4 separate regions of the Homo sapiens genome follow, and all the other regions are linked to region 3. Evidence: chromatin loops called from intact Hi-C (ENCODE). Cell type or tissue: PC-9. All regions are shown on one strand. Region 1 has its middle 40 kb from the start of FBXO9. Region 2 has its middle 53 kb from the start of KLHL31. Region 3 overlaps KLHL31 (kelch like family member 31). Region 4 overlaps GCLC-AS1 (GCLC antisense RNA 1).

Region 1 (5,000 bases), 550 kb after region 3:
CTATCAAGATTTCCCACAATCTCCCAAACCTTCCTATTTGCATCAGTCTTTGGCGCATCACTACCTTTCATTTATTTCCCCTAAGCTACCCAAAGCCTGAGTGCTACTCTAGACTTGCAAATTCTTTCCTGTATTAAGGGCAGTCTCATCCGCTGGTGGGTGAGGAACACAGGGTAACTATTTGGCATACTTGCCTCTGCTTCCCAATCCTGTGCCCAGAGCAGGCATCGCTGATCAGTCAGCCATGGCACGCATCCCTACTGAGTTGACTCAGCAGCAGAATATTTCTTAACCAGCACTTCAGACAACCACTACCAATGGATCAAGCCCAGCCATTGATTTAAGTTGAAGCTTAACTTGCTGTAGTGTAAAGGGATTGCTCCTATAAACTACATAGTTGAAATGGCTCACAAGTACAGTCTTAGGGTTGTTGTTTTGAGATTTATGATTTTAGAGTCTGCTTTCTGGCATCTCCCAGTCATTGGTCCCTTCTTAGTACAGAGCTATTTTCTCAACTGACCCTAAGTGTTACTGTCCTTTTAGATAATAATAGATTCCATATGGAGAGCCTATTATGTGCTGGGACCTAACATCTGTAGTATTTATTGCCATAGCAACCCTGCAGGTAGTTTTCATTATCCCCAGTTTACAAATGAGGCTCCAGGTGGTAAGTGACTTTGACTAAGTAGATGCTGGTAAGGGTGGGTGTTCAAACTCAGGGCTGGCTAGGCATAGTGGCTCATGCCTGTAATCCCAGCACTTTGGGAGGCTGAGGCAGGCAGATCACCTGAGGTCAGGAGTTCAAGACCAGCCTGGCCAATATGGTGAAACCGCATCTCTACTAAAAATACCAAAAAATTAGCGGGGCATGGTGCCCCTCTAGTCCCAGCTACTCAGGAGCTGAGGCAAGAGAATCCCTTCAACTCAGGAGGCCACGCCACTGCATTCCAGCCTGGGCGACAGGGTGAGACCCCATCTCCAAAAAAAACAAACAAAAACAACTAAAAACCCAGGGCTATCTAACCCCAAAGTCCGGATTCTGTCCACTGTTTTATGATACTTCCCTACTTCTCCTGTCAAATTCTGAGTTAGAGGAAGGCCTTACTCGTTCATGTCTGGGTAGAATATGATTCTTTCTTATTCAGGTCCCCAGGGACCTAAAGGAATCATGTTTAAGATTTAAAGGCTCCAAAGCTGAAAGATCCAAAGCTGAAAGATCTGTAGAGGCCTCAGTGTTGGTAGTTCTCACTTGCTCTGAATGGTCCTAGCATCTACTAGGTTTGAATTGGGGGCACCCAGGCAAAGAACTCCTCTGACACAGTGTTGGTAGAAGCCACAGAAGTCTTCCCTCCACTGCAATGGTTAACTATAATGATCTGATTGGGAATCAGCTCACATTTACTGAGTATCTGCTAGGGTCAGGATCTGTGCTAGGTTCACTGAGCTCATGTCTTCTGACCCAGTTTGTGGTCTTTGCACCACACCATGCAGTTGGCTCTTTATATCGCAGTGCTCAAAATACATCCACTCCTCTAGGAGATAGTGCAGAGGTACACACCCCTGTTGGGGATGAAGGAACAAGCAAAGAGAGGAGACTTTGCTTTTAGCTACACACTTCAAAGACATACAAACTATAAGGCAAAGAAAGATATCTCTCTGCAACTGTCCACATTAATTTGGGATTATAGGTCCAGGCCTGGAGGAAATTAGCTAGTCATTAAAGAAATCAGATGGGAATAAAGAACAGATCATGAGAAAAGTAGAAACTGTTATCTGATATGGATTCACTTTTTTAAGCTGTTGGGAATTCCTGGTACTAAAGCCTCTGTTAGCCAAATGCAGAAGTCAGTGAGCATTCCGAGGGACTTCAGAATCCAGTGCAGGGCAACAGATACATTGGACCCTTCTGCAAAGTGGTTTTCCTGGTAAAATCATGGAAATTAGTGAGGTCTAATCGTCACTCTACTCGTCACACACTAGGAAACACCGCTGGTATTTTCTTCTCTTCTATAGAGGAAGAAAAATAGCCAGAAAAGAATGGATAACCTTCATTCTGAGTTACATCTGACAAAAAGCCAAATGTAGGGCACTGGCCATGCCTTGAGTATAGTGACCATCCATCCCAGTTCGCTCAGGAGCCTCCCGATTTATGCTTGCTGTTCCAGTGCAATTACAAAAAAAACACTACTCTTTCCTCTAAAAAGTGTCCTGATTTTGACAATAAATTGACTATTTGATCACCCTACTTATAGAGCAGGTTTCAACTTACTGCTCCTTTGGCCTGAATACAATAAATTGGGCTGGATGTATTTCCAGGACTTGAGGAAAAGTTAGTCTGCACAGAAAAGCCATTTCAGCAAAAGAAGCCTATGCTGCTTATGCAATCTCCACACTATCCTTCTTCAATCTACCATACACACACATGCACACCATGTCCAGAATTGGCCAGCATTCTTAGGATAGTCTTGCACAGTTTTCTGAATCTCAATTCTGCTGCTAGATATTTACTGGATTCATAAGAAGAAGGTGCAAATATGGAAGCCTTGAGTGGATTTAACAGTGATCCCCCAAAAACTCTGCACTGAGCATTAGACCACAGCAAGAGGGGCTGTGGGCCTCTCAAGAGAGTCACAAATCAGGCCACTTGCTTGTCAAATGGGGACAGGTTGGCCCCTCTTCTGGATCTCAACAACCCCAACCTCAGATACTATCCCAGGATCCCTTTCCTATTCATTCCAAATCAGGATATTCAATTTCCTCATGCAGCCAGGACAAACTGGCCAGATTAAAAAAAAAAAAAAAAAAAAAAAACAATGGCCAAGAAAACTGAGATTTCTGGGCTACTTGCTGAAGAGTTGGCATGGCAGGAGTTAGGGCACTGTCACAAAAATGGCATTTCTGTTTGAATATACACCTTAAATCTTAGATCCTGTCACTTGCAGCTTTGAAAGTCAGTCAGAAAGATCTGGGGTGTTCCTATTTTCTTGTGAATGTGAAAATCAGCTCCCCCTAACACTATGAAGAATAAGAGCAAAAACAAAAAGGCTGGGACAAGAGTGTCACCTAGTGACAAAAGGATGCTTTTGTTAGTTTCTTCCAATAGAGCATCAAGAGCCCATGAAATGTGTCCAGTGCTTTATAGGGATCCTTTTATCTCATGTTCACAACAGAGAGGTGCTTTGGAATCAGAGATTTAAAAGAAATGGACCCTGTCCTCAACCACAGTTTGATGGAGGGCATTCGCATGTAAAAACAGAATTAAAATGGAATGTGATAACTGCTGGGATAGAGGCAATGTGGAATATTTTGGAGACAGACAAGGGACACCTTCTGGTGGAATCAGGAGAAGTATACATAGGTACTGAGCCTAACAATTAATTGGGTATTAGCTCCCTGCTCGGCTTACCTATCCCTATGCCAATTACACAAGGAGAGAAACTGTGAGGTTGAACTTGACACACACCATCCATTGACTCTCTTTCTTATGATGTACCCCTTGGTTGATGGCTGCGCTGTCCATTACAGTAGTCACTGGTCACATGTGGCTATGAGCACTTGGAACATGGCTAAGCCAGTAGAAGTGTGCTGGAAGTGTAAATTACACTCCAGATTCCAAAGATTTAGAATTTTTTAAAGTGTAAAAAAATCCCATTAGTAATTTTTATATTGAGTACGTGTCAAAATGATACTGTTTTGGATAGTACTGGATTAAAATAAATTATTAAAATTAACTTCACCTTTTTAATAAAAAAATGGCTCTAGAAACTTAAAAATTACATATGTGGTTCAAATTATATTTCTAGTGGGCAGCGCTGGTCTAAGCTCCAGTGGGAATTGTAACATATTGGAGTTTTGATGTTATTTCTTTAGAACTGGACTCTACTCCTGGCTCTGGCTATGAGAAAGCATTCTGGAGTTAGCCTTGCTCCACTACTCAGTAACCAGGATGAGCTTGACAAGTTTATTTAAACTCTCTTAACCTGAAATTTCTTATTTATAAAATAGGAACAATAATACCTGTGTGTTGTGAGCACAAATGAGATAATCCATATAAAAGAAGGCCTTCTGCCCCATACTTAACACATAATCTCTCAAAGTTTTTAAACAACTTTATTATTACTTGCATATAATTTCTTTCTTTCTTTCTTTTGAAAACAGGGTTTACTCTGTCACCCAGGCTAGAGTGCAGTGGCGTGATCTTGGCTCGCTGCAGCCTCCACTTCTCGGGCTTCTGAATAGCTGGGACTCCAGGCACGTACCACCATGCCTGGCCAATTTTGTTTTTATTTTTTCTAGAGATGAGGTCTATGTTGCCCAGGTTGAACATATAAGTTCTTGATTCTCTGCATTTTTAAATTAACAAATAATGGTACATGTTTGTGGAGTACAATGTGATGTTTTGATACATGTACACATTGCAAAATGAGCAAATCAGACTAATTAACGTATCTATCACCTCATATACTTATCCTTTCTTTGTGGTGAGAACATTTAAAATATGCTCTTTTGGCCATTTAAACATATGCATTGTTAATAACTACAGTGACCATGTTATGCCACAGATCACTAGAATGTATTCCTCCTAGCTGAAACTTTACATACCCTTGAACTAATATCTCTGCTTTCCCCATCCACCCTTCCCTCCAGCCCCTGGTAACCACCACTCTACTCTCTTCTATCAGTTTGACTTTTTTAGATTTTACAAATAAGTAAGATCATGCAGTAACATCTAAGTTCTTAATAAACATTATTAAGACTAGAATTTACTGAGTGCTTACAACTGCCAGGCCCTCTGCATGAATACACGCCTTTAATTTGTGAGGGTCCTGGTTATACCACCTGAGGCAAACAACTTCACCCTTCATGAGCCCCCATTTCCTCACCTCCACATGGGGATAGTTGGTCAGTAAGTGACTTCTAGGGAAACTTCCAGCTTTGACATTCTATGTGTCATCTGACATTTAAACATATTTCACTATCACATTAAGTATTATTCAAAG
Region 2 (5,000 bases), 68 kb before region 3:
GCAACACAGCAAGACTCTGTCTCAAAAAAAAGAAAGAAACTCAAACAAATCAGCAAGAAAAAAAAAAAAGAGTCCCATCAAAAAGTGGACAAAGGATGTGAGTAGACATTTCTCAAAAGAAGATATACAAATGGCCAATAAACATATGAAAAAATGGTCAACATCACTAATCATCAGAAAATGCAAATTAAAACCACAATGAGATACCACCTAGCCCCAGCCAGAATGGCCATTATTAAAAAGTAAAAAAAGAAAAAAGACACCCTCGGCAGGACCCGGTGGCTCACGTCTGTAATCCCTGCACTTTGGGAGGCTGAGGCGGGCTGATCAGCTGTGGTCAGGAGTTCGAGACCAGCCTGGCCAACATAGTGAAACCCCATCTCTGCTAAAAATACAAAAATTAGCCAGGCGTGGTGGCACGTGCCTGTAGTCCCAGCTACCTGGGAGGCTGAGGCAGGAGAATCACTTGAACCTGGGAGGCAGAGGTTGCAGTGAGCCGAGATCACACCACTGCATTCCAGCCTGGGTGACAGAGCAAGACTCTGTCTCAAAAAAAAAAAAAAAGAAAAAGAAAGAAAAAGAAAAAGGCACCTGCACACATATTTTTATCACAGCACTATTCACAATTGCAAAGACACGGGACCAACCTAAGTGCCCATCGACCAATGAGTAGATAAAGAAAATGTGGTATATATACATCATGGAATACTACTCAGCCATAAAAAAGAACTAGATTTGTTTTTTGCAGCAACGTGGATGGAGCTGGAGGCCATTATTCTAAGTGAAGTAACTCAGGAATGGAAAACCAAAAACTTTATGTTCTCTATTATAAGTGGGAGCTAAGTTATGAGTGCACAAAGGCGTACAGACTGATATAATACTTTGTAGACTCAGAAGTACAGAAGGTGGAAGGGTGAGAAGGGAGTAGGGGATTAAAAACACTATATATTGAGTATAATGTACACTACTCAGGTGACAGGTCTACTAACACCTCAGGTTTCACCACTGTACAATTCATCCATATAACCAAACACCACTTATACTCCAAAAGCTATTGAGATAGATAGTTGACAGATAGATAGACAGATGCATCTGCATCTCCCTATGTATAATATATAATATAATCTATCTATATATAATAAATACATGTTTAAAGCACAGTATTACCTTTCAAAAAAATTTAAAAAAATTGATTGATTTAAAAAAAAATCAATGAACACAGTATTTGGAAGTCCACTTGATTTTATTATCACCAACGGAATTATGACACAAAGCTTAATACAACTTTTGAACTTAGGCCTGGTATTTGTCAATCAGCTAATTACCATTAGGCCACAAGACAGTCTCGCTGTTGTCTAAGAAAAACTCAGGAGCTACACATTGAAAGACTTTTAAATACTGTCATTTGCAGACTTAAGATAACTCCCATTCTGAGAACCCTGAAATGAGTTATAGTTCCATCTGACAAGATCCATAAAGAGGTTACCTCGAGTTAAAACCATTATAGGCAAATAGTCTTATTGTGGGTATTCTGTGTCCTTATGCCCTGTTCTTATTTTGCTTTGTTTTTTAATGCTTTCAGTAATTTGGTCTTCATAGAAACAAGTTCCGAAAAGTTAAATAATAAGTATTACCTTAAATACTTGAGTCAAATTTCCTATTTGCCTAAGTGAAGCCACCTTAGCCACTATGTGTATCCCAAAATATATACAACCCGTAGACCTATATCTGGTTAATCAGTGAGAATTGACCCCATCGTGTTCAAAAGTCAAGAAAAAGGATTCAAAATTGAGAATAAGTCTCAGATACCTTCCTAACTTATTACTGCCTTGGGAAAAAAAATCTTTCAGGACTAAGTAGACTCTTCTAATTTATTATCAACTCACTGATATTTCTGGAAGTATTTCTCTCTCTGCTTTCTGAGTTCTCCTTTCCGATGTTGAGAGACTTCTGAGTGTACTGCTTTTTGGATTTAGTTTTTTATGAGGAAGACTCATTTTGAAACCAAAGCTCAACAAGCCGTTGTTAAGATAAATGACTGACTAGCTAAGCAGCAGCAGGTGCCAATGTTTTCTGTCTCCACAGAAACATGAGCACAGTGACCTCTAGTGGACACTACATAGCCAGAAAGCCTAATGCTCAAAGTGGAGGTCAATCATGGAATGGTAAAAGCTCTTTTATTTTTTCTTTTGATGTGGAGTTATTGTCAGATTCTTCCAAGAATCATAACTGAGGCAATGTGAAAAGTGACCCTTTCTCTCCATACTTCCTCTCCAATCTCTTTTATTCATATCAATCAGGAACTTTTATTAGTGAAAACCTTCAAATGTTGCCAGCTCTCACCCCATCATGGGCCCCTCATTTCCCTCTACCTGTGCCGACTGCACCGACATCTAACTCAGCAATGCAGTGGCTTGCCAGGTGTTTTCATTACTGTGGGGCTTAATGAAAAAACAGGTGCTGGCTTTGCCCCAAGCAGACCGAATCAGAATCTCTAGGCGGGATCTGAGAATTATTTTCAGAAATCCACGTATGAGTCTAATACCCTTATAAAGGTCAAAGCCTGCCATTCTCTGCCTCACCATTTTTCTTCAATTAAAAATATTTTAATTTTAATTTTTAAATTTATGTGATCCCAAAATCAGAAAATAGAAAACACAAATATTTACGTATCCAGCAGAACATTTTCCTACAATTCTCTGCATCTGTCCAGTCCCCCATAAACATGTCCACTAAGGGACCATTTGTCCAAGGTGGTGTCCTGTCCTCTTAGGGTTTTTCTCTGCTGATACAAGTGAATACAAACATAAATTACCATCTTCCCCATTTTTATACAAAAGGAAACAAACTATACAAAGCAAAGTATACTATAATATACAAAGTATTTATACTTTGCTACCGTGTCTCTTTTAGATCCTTTCACATCAGTAGGTAGAAAGCCTCTTCATTCTATTTTTCTAAAGCTGCATGTCATTCCTTTCTATGAGCATATCATAAATTCTAACCAGTTCCCTATTGAAATGTTTTTCCCCACCCTTTTGCTAACGAACAATGCTCCAGTGACTGACCTTGCACATAGATAATTTCATGTGTATGCCAGGAAAAAATTTCCAAAGTGGAATTGCTAGGTCGAAAATAATTTGGTAATAATATAATAAAAAATAAAATAAATAATAATTCTTATTTTATTTTATTATGCTTTAATTTAAAAAATACATTTGATCTTTGTCCCCAGGTTCTTGGCACAAAGCTTGGGAATTTGAATTTCCTGATAGGAGGATATTTGGTTATTCATAACAAGCCCTTTTTGACTGTACCTGAGTTTATGCTAAAGAGGTGACTCATGACAAGGCCCTTAGCTTCCAGATGGGGGTTGGTCACCAGAGAAGCCAGCCATGTGATTAGAGGGTTAGAACTTTTAACTCCACCCTCTGACCTGTGGGAAGGGGAAAGAGACTAGACATGGAGTTCAGTCTTGTGACCAGTGGTTTAATCAGTCATATCTGCATAATGGAACCTATATAAAACCCTTGGACCATGAGACTCGAAGAGCTTTCCAGCTGGTGAACACATCATGTGCTAGGAGGGTGGTACATGGAAGCCCTGTATTCCCCTATCCTCATATCTTGTTCTATCCATCTCTTCCATTTGGTTATTCCTAAGTTGTTTCCTTTATTATAAAACTGTAGCACTCTCAGTGAGTTCTGTGAGCCATTCTAGTGAATTACTGAACCTGAGGGAGGTCATGAGATCCCCCAAATTTGTAGTCAGCTAGGCAGAAGTACAGGTAGCTTGGGATACCTGAGATTGGTGGCTGATGTCAGATGTGAAGGCAATTTGGGGACTGAGCCCTTCGCATGTGGGGTCTGTGCTAACTCCAGGTGTTTAGTATCAGAGAGGAATTGAAGTGTTGGGCACCCAGTTGAAGTCATAGAATCAGTGTCAGAGCATACACACCATTATCACAATCCAATATGAGGAACCTTTGTGGAGTGATGGAAATCTGAAATCTTTCAGTTCTTTACTTACCTGATCTCTTTGCAGCACTGGACATGGTCAACCAGTCTTCATTCCTAAAACCCTCCTCTACTGGTTCCTGAAAACTAAACTTTTCACCTTCCTCCTACCTCTGACCACCTCTTCCCAGGCTCCTTTGCAGGCTCTCCTTTATCTTTTTGTGCCTAAAATAGTTCTCCAGGTGTCTTTTCCCAGGTCCAATCTCCTGTGCATTGATGACTTCTAAATTTGTATCCCCAATCCCCCAAGTCCTTCTCATAGGCTGATGACCAACAGTCCAACGCATTTTTGGACATTTCCTCACAGATGCATTGAACTCACTAAAACGAAACTCTCCATCTTTTCGCTTTGCTTCTGTGCTCTCTGTTCCAAACCTGCTTTGGGTCATGTATTCCGGTCAATATGAACTACAACCATGCCCAAGTAGACACCCTATTCGAGTTGCTCTCTGTGATTTGCCCTTCGTTGAAGTCATCCTAATTAGTGCAGCCAATGTTCTGCCAAACAAGAGGAATTGCTTCTTGTAGAAAATGTAAAAATAAAAGAGAAGATTTCAATGCAAATGAAGAAGATTTAGTCATGACTGAAGAGCACAGGCTAGGAAAGCGCTGTCTGGTGGACCAAGACATTACCTTGGACACTAAACCATGAAGCGGGGCCTGAAAGGACTCCCTTTTACAGAAGACCTACAGGCTTCTCCCAGAAGATGGAATTAAGGCAAGCACGAAAACTTGGAGGCTACCTATTTACCAACCTTTTTAAAAAAAGTTTTAAAAAAATTATAATTTCTGCAGGATTCCTATGTGACCACAGTGCTAAGTGCTTTATATATATTATTTCATTATTGCTCACAATAGGGCTAGGCATGGTGGCTCACTCCTGTAATCCCAGCACTTTGGGAGGCTAAGGTGGGTGGCTCACTTGAGGTCAGGAGTTTGAGACCAGCCTGGCCAGCATGGTGAAATCCTGTCTCTGCTAAAAAT
Region 3 (5,000 bases):
ATTAAACTTCCATTCATATGAAATGTTCAGAAAATCATGCTTATATCATGGTAGTAGTACAAAGTCAAACATAACTAATGAGCAAGATCTGAAAATTTGTGTAGTATTTCATGAAAAATATACTTTATTATTCCATTATGTGTGTATGCATTTTAAAGAACACAATTAACTGATTTTTAGTGTTTAATTTGTAACTATAGTTGAGTTTAATTTGGGAGTTAAATGGGACAAAGATGAACATCAGACTGAAGGAGTGAGTTCTGTATTTACAATACTTCTGAACTATGTCAACAGGAAAGCATCAGTTCACTATGCTTATTTTCCTCCTGCTGTAAAGACACCTTTTAGTACTCGAGTCGCTTTGTGAGGTATTGATTGCAGTGCTTATACATGGATAGTTCCGAGCACTGAAAAAAATATATATTTATCCCTAAACTAAAAAGTCTTCTCTACTGACAAGTGCTGGAAAATAGAAGAGTATCCAAAGTTAAGCCTTTGTTGATGCTTTTAGACAGTTCTATTGGTCTCAGTCTAACAGACAAGAGAAGACTTTGCTGAGTGGCTTGGCTTTACTGTCGCAATGGCCAAGAGAGGTGTAGGATTAAGGGGTTTGTGAGAAATGGAGAAATCCAGTCAGTCAATTCGTATCTTAAACTGTGACAGGGAGCTAGGAATGGTTGGCATCTGAGGATATGCAGAATTGACTTTAATATGGCGATGCCCTTCTCTGATCGCCACTCCTCTGATCGTCACAAATGCCCAGCCTCCCCCATGTGCACATCTCGTAAATCCCACTGGATGATAGATATTTGAATATGGAGGAAAGGGGGACTGAAAGCTCAGTCTCTGTGGGCTCTTCTCCAAGTGGCCCCATAAAGGGAGTGCTTATAAACGGAGGAGAGGCTTATAAACGGGGGCGAGGGGTGGTCAATGCCTGCTTTGTCTTTTCCAAGTGTCACACATTTTTACTGGCTGAGAGAGAAACTCCAGCCTCCAGGTGAGGTGCTGGGCCAGGTCCCTCGCCTCCTTGCAGGGGTAGTGTCAGGCTTCCCACTCATGATTTGCAAAGTAACATGGGGTCCCCAGCTGCCGCCGACAAAGCTGTTACACCTTCTCTATCATTTCCAGATACGATCCCCGCTTCAACACCTGGATACACCTGGCCAGCATGAACCAGAAGCGCACGCACTTCAGCCTGAGCGTGTTCAACGGGCTCGTGTACGCCGCGGGCGGCCGCAACGCAGAAGGAAGCCTGGCCTCGCTGGAGTGCTACGTGCCCTCCACCAATCAGTGGCAGCCGAAGACGCCCCTGGAGGTGGCGCGCTGCTGCCACGCTAGCGCGGTCGCCGACGGCCGCGTGCTGGTGACCGGAGGCTACATAGCCAACGCCTACTCGCGCTCTGTGTGCGCCTACGACCCGGCCAGCGACTCGTGGCAGGAGCTGCCGAACCTCAGCACACCCCGGGGCTGGCACTGCGCGGTCACGCTGAGCGACAGAGTGTACGTGATGGGCGGCAGCCAGCTGGGGCCGCGCGGGGAGCGCGTGGACGTGCTCACCGTGGAGTGCTACAGCCCCGCGACCGGCCAGTGGAGCTACGCGGCGCCGCTGCAGGTGGGAGTGAGCACTGCGGGCGTCTCGGCGCTGCATGGCCGCGCCTACCTGGTGGGGGGCTGGAACGAGGGCGAGAAGAAGTACAAGAAGTGCATCCAGTGCTTCAGCCCCGAGCTCAACGAGTGGACGGAGGACGACGAGCTACCCGAGGCCACTGTCGGCGTGTCCTGCTGCACCCTCTCGATGCCCAACAACGTGACTCGGGAATCCCGGGCCAGTTCGGTATCTTCTGTGCCAGTCAGTATCTGAGCCCAGGTAGATGCAGGGACGCAGGAAGAACACGTTATTTATTCGTAGAGCCACGTGGTTAACCTCTGAGTTCGCGAAAAGGAAAATATTTAACATTTACTACACTGATTGTATTGTAAAATATGTCGAGGCACATGTCCTGATGGCTTTAAATTCCTGGTATGGCATAATCTACCTCTTTTTTTTTTTTTTTTTTTTAGCAAAATACAGGGCAATGGCCAACAAAAGAAACAATTTATTTCAGCGGCCACTGGGTGGCAGACGGAATTCGTTATAGGCACTCTCCCAAGGCGGCATGTTTCCTAAATGTATAGCGGTTACACCCACATTTGAGATTTTTTCCTCTACACGTTAGTACACTTGAGGTTTATGTAAGTGATTTCATGTTCAAAAGTTTATTTTCCTCTCTCTCTTTTTTCTTTAGGAAGTTGAAGATATTCATATAGATTTTATTTATTTAAAAATGGAAATTGTCGATCTCCATAAAGACTTAAGATTTAATTCTGTATTTCAACGCAATTTTCCCCCCATATGTGATTGAGTAAAGGATTTTGAAAGATATCCCATGACAACGTAATAAAGCTTAAAACAAGATCTGACCGAAAAGGAATAGGGATTCCACCCAGGGACCCTAAATTTGATAACCTTTGTGTTAGCGGACATTCCTCTTCCTCCATGCCTCAGGCCCCAGTTTATTTTCTACCATAAAATCATGCTCTCAATGAAGTAATTGATATGAATCATTTAATTTATAGCATAAATTTAAGTCATTTGGTTGTTTCAACTAGAAGGATTTGCATTTTATCCCTTGTCCTCTATTAAAGAAGAATTTCACATACCCTGGGAGCCTTACCCTCACCCTAAAAACTACACCAACCTGGTTAAAGGCAACCTTGGCCCTAATGTACACCCCGCGAAGATCACCAAATAAAACTATGTCCCTAAGGACCATTAGCCTTAAGCTTAGAGAGCTTGAAGTTTACACAACCAATAACAATAATTTTATTTGCCCCAATCTTTTATATGATAAGAATGATAGAAACATTTGGAATTTGTAGATTTGGTAGTAACTGGATGAATGGGTTCTCCTGTTGATAAATGCCATTGTTTCCCATTTAATATGGATCCTCCTGATTTCTTAAGTAAAAATCAAGCACTCATCTCACGTATATAAAAATATATACTCATTCTGTCCTATTTTTATTAATCTCATCTGCTCCAAATGAGCTTTGGATTTATAATCAAAGTGTACCCACTTGATAGCACTTTTCCTATATGTTTGCCAAGTTTTGGGGAAAGGGAATGACTGTAGTAAATGATACATATTTTCCTTTTTTATAATTTATCACTTTATTCTTTGACAGTTTATTTGTTTTGGAGAGGAAGTGGCCTATCAATTATGGGTTATGTGCAATTGGATTTTGAAAAATAAAACAAGCTATTTAGGAATTGAACATGAGATATATGGAAATATAATTTGGTTTTTGTTAATCTCATCCTCTCCACCTTGTGTAGATAGGTTATTGCTAGTTATGATATTTATTTCTAAAATATGTTATTTGAACTGTGAAAAGTGGTTCATATAGTACACTTTGTGGAACAATTTTATATCATTACCCCGATGAAAAGTTCAATCTCTGGATATTTAATGATAACACTCAGGTAAGGGCTACAAACGCTGTAAATTAAGAACAAGATATTATTAATGTAAAAGCGCTGGGCTGTTTCCTTATCCCACACAAAGAATCTTTTACCTTGGTATATGTGGATATGGTATATTACCTTGGTGTATGTATATGTGTGTATACGCACACACTCATACAACTGAGAAGCCTATAGTATATGGTTAATTTTTGGAGAAAAGGGTGTTTTATTGTGGGTTACAGATCATAAGTGAGTGAATAGATGTAATTCCTTGATGCACACCAATAGATGTGTTCCCATTGACATCTTAGAAGTATTGTATGAAGAGGAGGACCTAGGGCTTGAAATGAAATGAGAATCAATCAATTGCAACATTACATGATGGAATAATGAGAAGAGATACTGAAACTAGAGGATTTTTCATCTATCAAAGCTTGATAAATTAGGTTGTGCAAAAACTTGGCAGTGGCTTTCTAGAGATGAAACTGGAGACATGTTAGTGCTGGATAAATCATTTAAAATTACCATTTAATTTATTTTCTACATTGTTTATCTGAAGACTCAGAAAATCCACATATTTGAGCTTACCAGACTCTTGGGTGCATTGCTGTTCTATCTTCTGCTTCAACAGTTAGGAAAATAAAGACCAATATGAATTTGGAATGTCAGAATTTCTGACATAACACATTGGCGAGGAGTATGGAATGTAAGGGTCGGTGAAAGTTTCATATCCTGGAACATCTTGCATTGCCAATTGAAAGACATAAAAGTATGCAGAATCAAAATAATATGTGTCCACTTTCATGTGTAAGTGAAACATATTCTTTACACCAACTATTGAAGCAGTTGCTCCTAGAAACCTAGTTTCTCCAGATTTCCCAAGTGGAAAATATTTAGTATGTTTTAAGCTTACATTCAATTACTCCAGAGTCTTAGGACCCAACCATATACTTCCTTTTATTTTTTATTAAAGAAAATGACTTGTTATTTTTGTAACGGCTGAGTCCTGTGATCAAATAAAAGCATCAGTTCAATATATCAGGGAAATTGCATGTTACCCAGCAACTGAAATAATAAAATTCAAGCTCTCTTTTTCTAAATGGGCCAGAGACCTGATGAGAAAGTCTCCAGGAAGCCAAACTTTAACATACTTTGTCCATTTTTAGTTAGGTTCTTGGTGCCAAGTTGTCATCCCTGATGCATTAGTTGCTTTCAGTGCATTGAATGAATTTTATTTTTACTTCCTATGTTGTAAGAATGGTTTTGAATAGAAGGTCAGTGATGGTACAGATTCGTATAATTTTAAAACATGATTAGATGGTAGTGAAGTGTTATGAGTGAGGAGGTATAATTGATGTCATGAGGAAGTGAGTACTGAATGGTTCTATGATTTAAGGTAAAGCAGCAGTTGTAGTAAGTGTATTTTACAAATACACATGTAAATAGAGGTTTACCTGGAAATATGTACGTTCTAAAAGGTCAATTTTTTAATTTT
Region 4 (5,000 bases), 160 kb after region 3:
GGACTCCAGCCTGTTACCTCTGGATGGAAATGAACAAGTACCAAAGAGACAAACTTCTAGGTTGCTAGACATGTTTTATATCTCAATCTGGGTGACGATTCATGGATATCAAGATGTTTAAAAATGACTGGCTGTACACTTAAGATGAGGGCAGTTTACACATTTTGGGTTTGTTATGCCTCAAACAGAAGCAAAATGTGGGTTAAACTGGTTCAGAAAGGAGGAAGGAGAAAAGAAACTTTTCTGAGCAAAAACTAGTGTATTAGTCCGTTTTCACACTGCTGATAAAGACATACCTGAGACTGGGTAATTTATAAAGAAAAAGGGGTTTAATGGACTCACAGTTCCACGCAGCTGGGGAGACTTCACAATCATGGCAGAAGGCAAAAGGCACGTCATTCATGGCAGCAGGCGAAGAGAATGAGAATCAAGCCAAAGGGGAAACCCCTTATAAAATCATTAGATCTCGTGAGACTTACTAACATGAGAACAGTATGGGGGAAACCGCCCCCCATGATTCAATTATCTCCCACCAGGTCCCACCCACAATACGTGGGAATTATGGGAGCTACAATTCAAGATGAGATTTGGGTGAAGACACAGCCAAACTGTATCATAGCGTGGCGAATGTGTTGAAAAACTGCATTTTTATGCCCTTTTAATACATTACACTTTCATCATGGCAAATGAAAGCAGTTTAAAAGCCAACATCTCAATCAAAAGTGATTCATTCTGAAGTTCCTAGGAAGTTTATCAGCATTGTGTTGGGACAGGATACAAGTACTTCTAGCATAAAAGCAAAAGTATAGAACTGAGTTCCAATCTTAATATTTATACATACTAGCTGGGTGACTTTAGACTTTGTCTATATATCATCTGTGAAATAGACATGAGAACACTTCGCCGATTTGCTATGTGGTGGAAATAAGGCAATGTACATAAAAGCAAAGGACATAAACTGTTCAGGCAAGCCATGTTTGCTCCCTACTCTGCCCCTGGAGAGTGTGACAACACTATTATATTAAAGACGACACAACCTGCATCTACTTTCTACCAGTATATAACACACATTTTCTTAATAGTCTCCTTTGAAATAATTTAGCCTTCCAAGAATGCAATGAAGTCAGCAGAGAAAAACAATCATACTGATGACTTAGGATCTAAAATTTCTAGAAAATGAAACATGAGAAGCTCTTCATATGTTTTTATCACCTCTCAAACAGTCCTGGTGAGTTTCCCAGAACCTTTTTTGGCTTTGTCCAAAATAAAGCCATGTGTTTTGAATACTATTGGTCTTTCTGCAAAGTAGAGACGCTTGGCATATTCAGAAATTTTGGATGCAAGTGACAGAAAACCCCCACACCCACCAGCTTTAGAAAAAAAGAAAACCTACCAGCTAATATCACAGAAACGTCCAAGAGGTGGCACTAGCTTCAGGCACAGGTTATTGGCTCAAATGCTCTCAAGTCCCGTCTCCCGATTCCTGGCTTACACCTTCCACTATAACGGTTTCACTCTCAGGCAGGCTTTCTCCATAGAGCACACTCCCCCAGTGCCCAGCCCTATCCAGCAGCTCCAGCAACGCCAGGCATGCATTACAGTAGCTGGGCAACCCCAGTGGAAAAGAGCCTCTCATTTGCCACAAGTGTATAGGAAAGTCTGGGTCTGTCTGAGTTTGTGCAGAATCATGATGTGATTCTCTAATGAGTCAGGAGACTGGGGTTCTAGTTCTGACTCTACAACTAGTGTTTGTATGATATTAAGCAAGTCATTTCCTTTCTTTGGACCTCAATTGTCTCATCTATAAAACAGAGGAATAAAATCTCAATGCCATCTTGAGTCAGTTTTAGAGCTAACAACATTTCTTAAGTTATCCACACTAAAAACTGTTTCCTCTGGAAGTTTGATAATAGTGCCCTCTAGCGATCTTTTCAGTAGGTGCCTTTTTATTTCATTTGGTGTACAAATATTCCTCAATTCACAGAGACATTCAGAGCGCATTTGCTATAAAACGAAATTCCACATCGAAATATATTTTTCCATTCTCATTTTAAAATAGAAATATGCTTGTGCTCCAAAATAAGTAGCTAAAACTGTGGATTTCACATTTATTACTGTTTTAGCTGCATCTTGGTCGTTCGGTTATATTGTACTTTCATTGTTGTTCTTCGTACGTGTTTTCTACTATCCCTTGTGATTTCTTCTTTGGCCATGGGTTACTTAGTAGAATGTGGCTTCATTTCAAAACCTTTGGGAATTTTCTAGATGTCTTTTTTATTATTGATGTCTAGTATAGTTTCATTTTGATCATAGAATATTCTGTTATTTCAATGTGTTGAATGTTTGACCTTTTAATAGCCCAGGGTACAGTCTTTCTTGATGAATATTCCATGTACACTTCAGAATAATATATAATTGGTGTGTATAGTGTGTAGTTTTCTTTAGTAGTTGAATTTTTGATAATGTTCTTCAAATCATCTGTATCCTTGCTGCTTTTCTTTGCCTACTTTTTTTTCAATTACTGAGAGTGGAATGTTAAAATCCCAAAATTTGATTGTGGATTTGTCTGTTTCTCTATAGTTTTGTCAGTTTTTGCCTCATACACTATGAAGCTCTGTTAGGTATCTTCACACTTAGGAATTGTATGTCTTCTTGATGAATTGATCCTTCTATCATAATAAAGTATCCCTTTTTAATCTCTAGGAATACTCTTGTTTTGAACTTTACTTTGTCTGATATTAATACTCCATGTCAACTTTCTTACAATTAGTGCTTACATAATAAATATTTTCTATCTTTTTACTTGCAAACTAGCTATGATTTTAGAATTAAAGTGTTTCCCTTTAAACAGCTTCTAGTTGGGTCTTTCTTTTTTTATCCTTTTTAATGGAAGTGCTTAGTTCATTAACATTTACTGTAATAATTGATATGGTTGAGTTTAAGTCTACCATCTTGTTAGTTTCCTATTTGTTTCTAATGTTCTCTTTCCTTTAATGCACTTTTCCTGTCATCTTTTGGTATCCTATTTTATGTCCTCTATTAATAATATCTTGTATTTAAAAATGATTTCTCCAAACAACCCCATCAAAAACTGTGCAAAGGATATGAAGAGACACTTCTCAAAAGAAGACATTTATGGGGCCAAAAAACATGGGGAAAAAGCTCATCATTACTGGTCAATACAGAAATGCAAGTCAAAACCAAAATGAGATAGCATCTCACACCAGTTAAAATGGTGATCATTAAAAAGTCAGGAAACAACAGATGCTGGAGAGGATGTGGAGAAATAGGAATGCTTTTACACTGTTGGTGGGAGTGCAAATTAGTTCAACCATTGTGGAACACAGTGTGGTGATTCCTCAAGGATCTAGAACCAGAAATACCATTTGACGCAGTGATCCCATTACTAGATATATACCCAAAGGATCGTAAATCATTCTACTATAAAGACTCATGCACACGTATGTTTATTGCAGCACTATTCACAATAGCAAAGACTTGGAACCAACCCAAATGCCCATCAGTGGTAGACTGGATAAAGAAAATGTGGCACATATACACCATGGAATACTATGCAGCCATAAAAAAGGATGAGTTCATGTCCTTTGCAGGGACATGGATGAAGCTGGAAACCACCATTCTCAGCAAACTAACACAAGAACAGAAAACGAAACACCACATGTTCTCACTCATAAATGGGAGTTGAACAGTGAGAATACATGGACACAGGGAGGGGAACATCACACACTGGGGCCTGTCAGGGGGTGGGTGGGCTAGGGGAGGGATAGCATTAGGAGAAATACCTAATGTAGGTGATGGGTTGATGGGTGCAGCAAACCACCATGGCACGTGTATACCTATGTAACAAACCTGCACGTTCTGCACATGTATTCCAGAACTTAAAGTATAATAAATAAATAAATAAATAAGGTATCTCTTTGCATATTTTTAAATGATTATAATATTCATCTCTAACTTACTACAATTAAGCATAGACTAACACTAAATCAGTTCATATACAAGGAAACACCATAGAGGAGTACACGTTCACCCACCACCTCCCATTCTCTGCGCTACTGTTGTCATATATTTTACTACCACATTTTTTTTTAATTTTATTATTATTATACTTTAAGTTTTAGGGTACATGTGCACAACGTGCAGGTTTGTTACATATGTATACATGTGCCATGTTGGTGTGTTGCACCCATTACCTCGTCATTTAGCATTAGGTATATCTCCTAATGCTATCCCTCCCCCGTCCCCTCACCCCACAACAGGCCCCAGTGTGTGATATTCCCCTTCCTGTGTCCATGTGTTCTCATTGTTCAATTCCCACCTATAAGTGAGAACATGCGGTGTTTGGTTTTTTGTCCTTGGGATAGTTTGCTGAGAATGATGATTTCCAGCTTCATCCATGTCCCTACAAAGGACATGAACTCATCATTTTTTATGGCTGCATAGTATTCCATGGTGTATATGTGCCACATTTTCTTAATCCAGTCTATCATTGTTGGACATTTGGGTTGATTCCAAGTGTTTGCTATTGTGAATAGTGCTGCAATAAACATACATGTGCATGTGTCTTTATAGCAGCACGGTTTATAATCCTTTGGGTGTATACCCAGTAATGGGATGGCTGGGTCAAATGGTATTTCTACTTCTAGATCCCTGAGGAATCGCCACACTGACTTCCACATGGTTGAACTAGTTTACAGTCCCACCAACAGTGTAAAAGTCTTCCTATTTCTCCACATCCTCTCCAGCACCTGTTGTTTCCTGACTTTTTAATGACTGCCATTCTAACTGGTGTGAGATGGTATCTCATTGCGGTTTTGATTTGCATTTCTCTAATGGCCAGTGATGATGAGCATTTTTTCATGTGTTTTTTGGCTGCATAAATGTCTTCTTTTGAGAAGTATCTGTTCATATCCTTCGCCCACTTTTTGATGGGGTTGTTTGTTTTTTTTCTTGTAAATTTGTTTGAGTTCATTGTAGAT

What was found. A loop is a pair of places that touch in the nucleus more often than their neighbours do. Peaks named below come from ENCODE experiments on the same cell type or tissue, not always from the same donor. Only the 100,000 strongest peaks of a DNase experiment are listed, where the experiment ranks them.
Region 1: a loop joins it to region 3, with 18 times the contacts of the local background. A loop is called at or near these places in 2 of 110 quality-filtered maps.
Region 2: it touches region 3 in a loop (5-fold over the local background); 45 of 110 quality-filtered maps call a loop at or near these places.
Region 4: a loop joins it to region 3, with 8 times the contacts of the local background. A loop is called at or near these places in 95 of 110 quality-filtered maps.

What each region holds. Positions count from the first base shown.
Region 1 is chr6:53,102,535-53,107,534 of GRCh38, reverse strand. No RefSeq gene overlaps it. Among named protein-coding and RNA genes, the nearest start is that of FBXO9, 40 kb to the right of the region's middle. In PC-9, a CTCF peak has its summit at 3,044 (motif pointing left); no DNase peak of the experiment used is centred here.
Region 2 is chr6:53,716,162-53,721,161 of GRCh38, reverse strand. No RefSeq gene overlaps it. Among named protein-coding and RNA genes, the nearest start is that of KLHL31, 53 kb to the right of the region's middle. In PC-9, a CTCF peak has its summit at 2,122 (motif pointing left); a DNase peak (open chromatin) is centred at 2,081.
Region 3 is chr6:53,648,459-53,653,458 of GRCh38, reverse strand. KLHL31 (kelch like family member 31) reads left to right here. Exons shown (of 3, transcript NM_001003760.5): 3 at 1,129-5,000. The coding sequence ends at 1,861. Among named protein-coding and RNA genes, the nearest start is that of KLHL31, 15 kb to the left of the region's middle. RefSeq lists enhancers at 1,353-1,572, 1,603-1,662 and a silencer at 2,034-2,328. In PC-9, CTCF peaks have their summits at 1,184, 1,473, 1,996 and 2,220; DNase peaks (open chromatin) are centred at 1,308 and 2,058; H3K4me3 peaks cover 2,780 bases; H3K27ac peaks cover 2,416 bases.
Region 4 is chr6:53,490,030-53,495,029 of GRCh38, reverse strand. All of the region lies in intron 3 of GCLC-AS1 (GCLC antisense RNA 1), which reads right to left. Among named protein-coding and RNA genes, the nearest start is that of GCLC, 53 kb to the left of the region's middle. In PC-9, CTCF peaks have their summits at 1,710 and 1,911 (motif pointing left); no DNase peak of the experiment used is centred here.